Regions from separate parts of the Homo sapiens genome. Here region 1 is linked to region 2. A link is an interaction called in ENCODE POLR2A ChIA-PET data of the cell type or tissue named here. Cell type or tissue: HepG2. All regions are shown on one strand. Each heading gives the region's core, and the rest is flanking DNA. Links, peaks and the distances in the headings are about the cores only.

The links. Peaks named below come from ENCODE experiments on the same cell type or tissue, not always from the same donor. Only the 100,000 strongest peaks of a DNase experiment are listed, where the experiment ranks them.
Region 1: POLR2A ChIA-PET joins it to region 2 with 5 read pairs; 1 of 35 experiments calls an interaction of 5 or more read pairs at or near these places.

The regions. Positions count from the first base shown.
Region 1 is chr19:21,136,828-21,139,753 of GRCh38, reverse strand. No RefSeq gene overlaps it. Among named protein-coding and RNA genes, the nearest start is that of ZNF431, 3.7 kb to the left of the region's middle. In HepG2, for the core only: no CTCF peak of the experiment used is centred there; a DNase peak (open chromatin) is centred at 1,423.
Region 2 is chr19:21,742,409-21,745,334 of GRCh38, reverse strand. ZNF100 (zinc finger protein 100) reads left to right here. Exons shown (of 5, transcript NM_173531.4): 3 at 268-394; 4 at 1,220-1,318. Among named protein-coding and RNA genes, the nearest start is that of ZNF100, 24 kb to the left of the region's middle. In HepG2, for the core only: no CTCF peak of the experiment used is centred there; a DNase peak (open chromatin) is centred at 1,344.

The DNA.
Region 1 (2,926 bases), core at 327-2,826, 610 kb after region 2:
GCCATGATTGGTTACACCACTGCAATCAAGACTGGTTGATAGAGTGAGACCCTGTCTCAAAAAAAGAAAAGAAATTGAAGAAGCATTTTGAAAAGACATAGAATAATTTAAGGAAATAGCTGAGGGATGAGTTTAGGAAATCGAGGCCCAACAACACATTATTTATTTTTCATCATATAAAAAAATTTGAAAACTTTTAAGAGAAAGAAACTTTTTTTTTTTTTTTGAGACCAAGTCTTGCTCTTTTGCCCATCCTGGAGTGCAGTGGCCTAATCTCTGCTCACTGCAGCCTCTGCCTCCTGGGTTCAGCAATTCTCCTGCTTCAGGCTCCCGAGTAGCTGGGATTACAGGTGCGCGCCACTATGCCCAGCTAATTTTTTTTGTATTTTTCGTAGAGATGGAGTTTCACCATGTTGGCCAGGCTGGCCTTGAACTCCTGATCTCGTGATCTACCCGCCTTGGCCTCCCAAAGTGCTGGGATTACAGGTGTGAGCCACCGTGCCCAGCCTAAAAGAAAAAAACTTTAGAGAAATTATATTTAACAGAGTTTATTTGAGCATAGAATAATTTGCAAATTGGGCAGCCTGTGAATCCAGAACAGGGTCAGAGGGACTCCAGCACAGCCACATGATGAAAACAGATTTATGGCAGAAAAAGCAAAGGGACATACAGAAAATAAACATGAGGTGTAGAAACAGCCAGATTGACCACAGCTTGGGATTTGCCTTATTTGAACATGGCTTGAACACTTGATGTTATTTTATTGGTAAAAACACGGTGGTTGGTACAATAATAAGTTACAGTCTATTTATGTATAAATAAATCAAATGGTGCCATCTCGACTCACTGCAACCTCCGCCTCTCGGATTCAGCCATTATCCTGCCTCAGCCTCCCAAGTGGCTGGGATTACAGGCGCTTGCCACCATGCCTGGCTAATTTTTGTATTTTTAGTAGAGACGAGGTTTCACCATATTTACCAGGCTGGTCTTGAATTCCTGACCTCAGGTTATCCACTTGCCTCAGCCTCCCAAAGTGCTGAGATTACAGGAGCGAGCCACTGCACCCAGCCCTGATAAAATAGTGTTAAGCAAAGCTAACTAAATGGACTGGATTGTTTTTGTAATTGAGACTGATGACAATCAGATTCACTGAGAGTGAAAAAAATGTGTTGACTATTATAAAATAGTCATTGGATGTCTTATGCACCAGATAATAGAACCTCATGTATCTTCTGCTACTGAAGTCTAATATGATTAAATGCAGCAAAACTTCAGTGCATTATGGCAAAGCATATTTTCACCAGGTAAAGAATGCTTTTAATGGTCTACTGACTGAGGACAGTAAAACTCTTTATAATCTATAACCCAGAGATTGAGTCTGCTTGCCATCCACACTGCAGCAAGACTTCAGGACCTTGAACCTTGGGTTAATAATCTCATGACTCAGAAGGGCCCCTCCAAACATTTGCAATTGTATATCCATTGGAGATCTTAAGGTAAAGCTAACCAGTAAAGTTTCTTCTCAAAAGTGGATGGCAACATTGATATAGATAGCTTTTTTTTTTTTTTTTTGAGACAGAGCCTTGCTCTCTCATCCAGGCTGGAGTGCAGTGGTGTGGTGGTGGCTCACTGCAACCTCCACCTCCCGGGTTCAAGCGATTCTTCTGCCTCAGCCTCCCGAGTAGCTGGGACTACAGGTGTGTGCCACCATGTCCAGCTAGTTTTTGTATTTTTAGTAGAGTCGGGGTTTCACCATATTGGCCAGGCTGGTCTCGAACTCCTGACCTTGTGATCCACCCACCTCGGCCTCCCAAAGTGCTGGGATTACAAGCATGAGCCACCGCACCTGGCCCAGATAGACTTTTTTTTTTATAAGATCAAAAATCAAGACATCTTTGCTATCATACACTCTTTGTTCGCTGTTTTTTTCTTATGGCTCTACAAATGACAGAAATTAAAAAAGGCCTCTTGTGTGCACTCATGGCATACACTTATATGTAGAAGATTTTGGCTGGGCGTGGTGGCTCACACCTGTAATCCCAGCACTTCAGGAGGCTGAGGCAGGCAGATCGCCTGAAGTTCTGTGCAGTCACTCCAGGAGTGCACAGGAGTGCAGTCACCGCTCAAGAAAACCGATAACCACAGCCAGACAATTAGGGCCAAGGCCAAATAGCAAAATAAATGCCTTTAATCTATTTTCTCCATATCTAAACATTGGAGTTCAAGAGTGTGGACAGAACTGAAGACGTAGAGTTTTTTTCTCCTGTGGCCCCATCATCCTTTGTTAACTGCCTGATCTCTAAAAGGAAGGTGGGCAACAGGTGGCCAGCAGTGGTTTACCTGTGGTTATTTTATTCCTGCTGGCCTCAGCTCTTTCTATGGCCACTATCTGTTCCAACCTCGGAACTGAAGATAGATGTTAGTAGGGAGAGGCCCTTCCTTCCCCTCTGGCCCTTCACACCACTGACATCAGAGCTGCCATGTGTGGCTCCTGGGTGCCTGGAATGTGCTTGGTCTGAACTGCAATGTGCTAGAAAGGTAAAATATGCAGTTATTTTCAAAAATTTAGTTGCAAATATTTATATACTTCATTAATAATTACATATTCCTCACACATTAAAATGATATTTTGGATATATTGGCTTAACTACATTCTTACAATCAATTCAACCCGTTCTTTGTTTCTTTTTAAAGTTTGGCTACTAGAAAATTCAAAATTCACATGTGTCTCACATTCTATTTCAGAGGATTACCTCCTTTTTAAAATCTCAGGCTGCCTACTCAAAGGACTGTAAACCAGGAAGGTAAAAAAGCTGAATTTTTTTTTTTTTTATTTTTTCATGGAGATGGAGTCCCACTTCGTCACCCAGGCTGGAGTACAGTGGCATGATCTCAGCTCACTGTAACCTCTGCCTCCCAGGTATAA
Region 2 (2,926 bases), core at 303-2,802:
TGTTTGTGTTTATGCTCTTAATTTTATACTTTATCTAGAAAAGTGTCATATATACACTGGTGTTGTGGATCTTATGCCATTCTCTTCTCTCAGAATTAGAGAATATTTTAGAGAATATTTCTGTGTTAAAAATTATTGGAAAATTTGTCATTTCTATTAATCAGAACCAATTCTCTTTGCTCTGTCATTTCATTTTAATTCAAATAATAAATTCTGCCCATGGCCACTTGGTAAATATATGTGTGTCTCTGTGCTTGTGCTTTTCAGGGGCCATTGACGTTTAGGGATGTGGCCATAGAATTCTCTCTGGAGGAGTGGCAATGCCTGGACAGTGCTCAGCAGGGTTTGTATAGGAAAGTGATGTTAGAGAACTACAGAAACCTGGTCTTCTTGGGTGAGAATAACTTTAATACACAATTTCTAATATACCGTAAAGGTTTCTCTTTTTTTGTGGAATGATTTTTGGTAATTCATGCTTTGCATAAATGAGTTTCTGATCCGTTTTTTCAAGAAAATCTTGAGGCTGTGTGTGGAAAAGAATGTATTCAAGATGTTTCATCTTGACCTGAACTTTCCATATTCCTGAGCTGATCTGTATCCTTCACTCTAGATTAGTGGTAATTCCAGAAATTTAGTGTCATAAAATATTGTTGCCCATGTTTTTAGGCCGGGCATGGTGGCTCACTCCTGTAATACCAGCACTTTGGGAGGCTGAGGCAGGCGGGTCACGAGGTCAGGAGTTTGAGACCAGCCTTGCCAACAAAGTGAAACCCCATTTCTACTAAAAATACAGAAATAGCCGGGCATGGTGGCAGGCGCCTGTAGTCCCAGCTACTCAGGAGGCTGAGGCAGGAGAATTGCTTGAACCCAGGAGGTGGAGGTTGTAGTGAGCCGAGATCATGCCACTTCACTCCAGCCTGGACAATAGAGCGAGACTCCGTCTCAAAAATAAATAAATGTATATATATGTACATATATATTTGCCCATATTTTAAAATCCATTCATCACCACCAATTTTTTGATTCATGAGTACCGGGTAGTGAAATTAAGAACCTACAAATTTAAAATATTTTCTAAATATTTAGAAATTTCTCTCATTAATTAGTACGTTAGGATTAATTTTCTAGAATATTCTATCACCTCCTCTTTACTAAGCATAGTACTAGGTTGGTAATTGGAGAATATGAGAAAGATTCATGTTATTTATTTCTAATAAAGCAGGTATTGCTCTCACTAAGCCAGACCTGATCACCTGTCTGGAGCAAGGAAAAGAGCCCTGGAATATAAAGAGACATGAGATGGTAGCCAAACCCCCAGGTAGGTGAGAGTGAACACAACAGATGACACAGATGTGAGGTCCAAAGGTCAAAAAGAAAGCTGGTCATTAAAATGTGGTTTGGGAAGCTATGTTCCAAAGGAAATAGTTTCTGGGATGCCTGAGTGTTTTTGTTTTTTGGGCTTTTTTTTTTTTTTTTTTTTTGGCTGTCACGTAGGGGCATCTTCTGTCTTATGCTTTTAAATTCTTTAAAGATTCTACTTTCCTTTTGGTGATCTTCCTTCAGGTTTACAGTGAGAGCCAGAGTCCTTTTCAAGGCATATAAAAGACTGCACAATCTCCCTACTTTTCCATTATTTGGGGGGACACACAGATATCTGCATAATTTTGGGAAACTCTATGTTAAACTATTTTTTAGTTCTCTTTTTTCATCATGTCTGAAATGTGTGAAAGTAGTGTTTTCTGTTCCGTTGTTTTGTTTGTTAATCTTTTTGCACATTCCATCCTGTTTTTATTACTATATTCTTGAAATATAGTTAGAACTTATAAAGTATAATACCCCTCTGCTTTGTTCTTTTGCCTCAAGATTGCTTTGGCTATTTGAAGTTTATTGCAGTTTCTTATAAATTTTAGAATTGTATTTTTTATTACTGTGGAAAAAAATGCCACTGGAATTTTAATAGGAAGTTTATTGGAGCTATAGATTACTTTAGATAATATGACACTTTAACAATATTTATTCTTTCAATCCATGGACATGAAATATTTTAAAATTTGTGTCTTCAATAATTTATTTCATTGATATATCTTTTTTGTTTTGTTTTGTTTTTTGAGACGGAGTCTCGCTCTGTCATCAAGTTGGAGTGCAGTGGCGCGATCTTGGTTCACTGCAACCTCCACCTCCTGGGTTCAAGCAATCTTCCTGCCTCAGCCTCCTGAGTAGCTGCGACTACAGGCACATGCCACCACGCCAAGCTAATTTTTTTAATTTTTAGTAGAGATGGGGTTTCACCATGTTGGCCAGATGATCGTGATCTGTTGACCTCTTGATCTGCCTGCCCCGGCCTCCCAAAGTGTTGGGATTACAGTCGTGAGCCACTGTGCCTGGTCTATCTTATATCTTTTATTGTAAAGATTTTTTTTACCTTCTTGGTTAAATTTCCTCTCAGAAATTTATTATTTTAATGCTATTGTAAATAAGATTGTTTTCTTTATTGTATCAGATGGTTAAAATGTATGGAACAGTAGTTTATACTTGTATGTTAATTTTATATTTTGCTAATTTACTGAGTGTATTTATTACTTTAGACAAATTTCAATGTAGTGTTTATGGTTTTTTTATATATAAGATCATATGATCCACAAAAAGTAACTTATTTTTCTTCAATTTCAGTGGCTTTTTAAAAATGTTTTTGACTCATCATTCTGCCACTTACTTCCAGTCCTACGTTAAAATAGAAGCATTGACAATGGGCACAATATAGTTTTGCATTGGTGTCTGTGAATTTGATGGAGGAAATACCTCTTCAACTTTTGTTTTTTGTTTTTTGTTTTTTGTTTTTTGAGACGGCGTTTCACTGTTGTTGCCCAGGCTGGAGTGCAATAGCGCGATCTCAGCTCACTGCAACCTCTGCCTCCCGGGTTCAAGC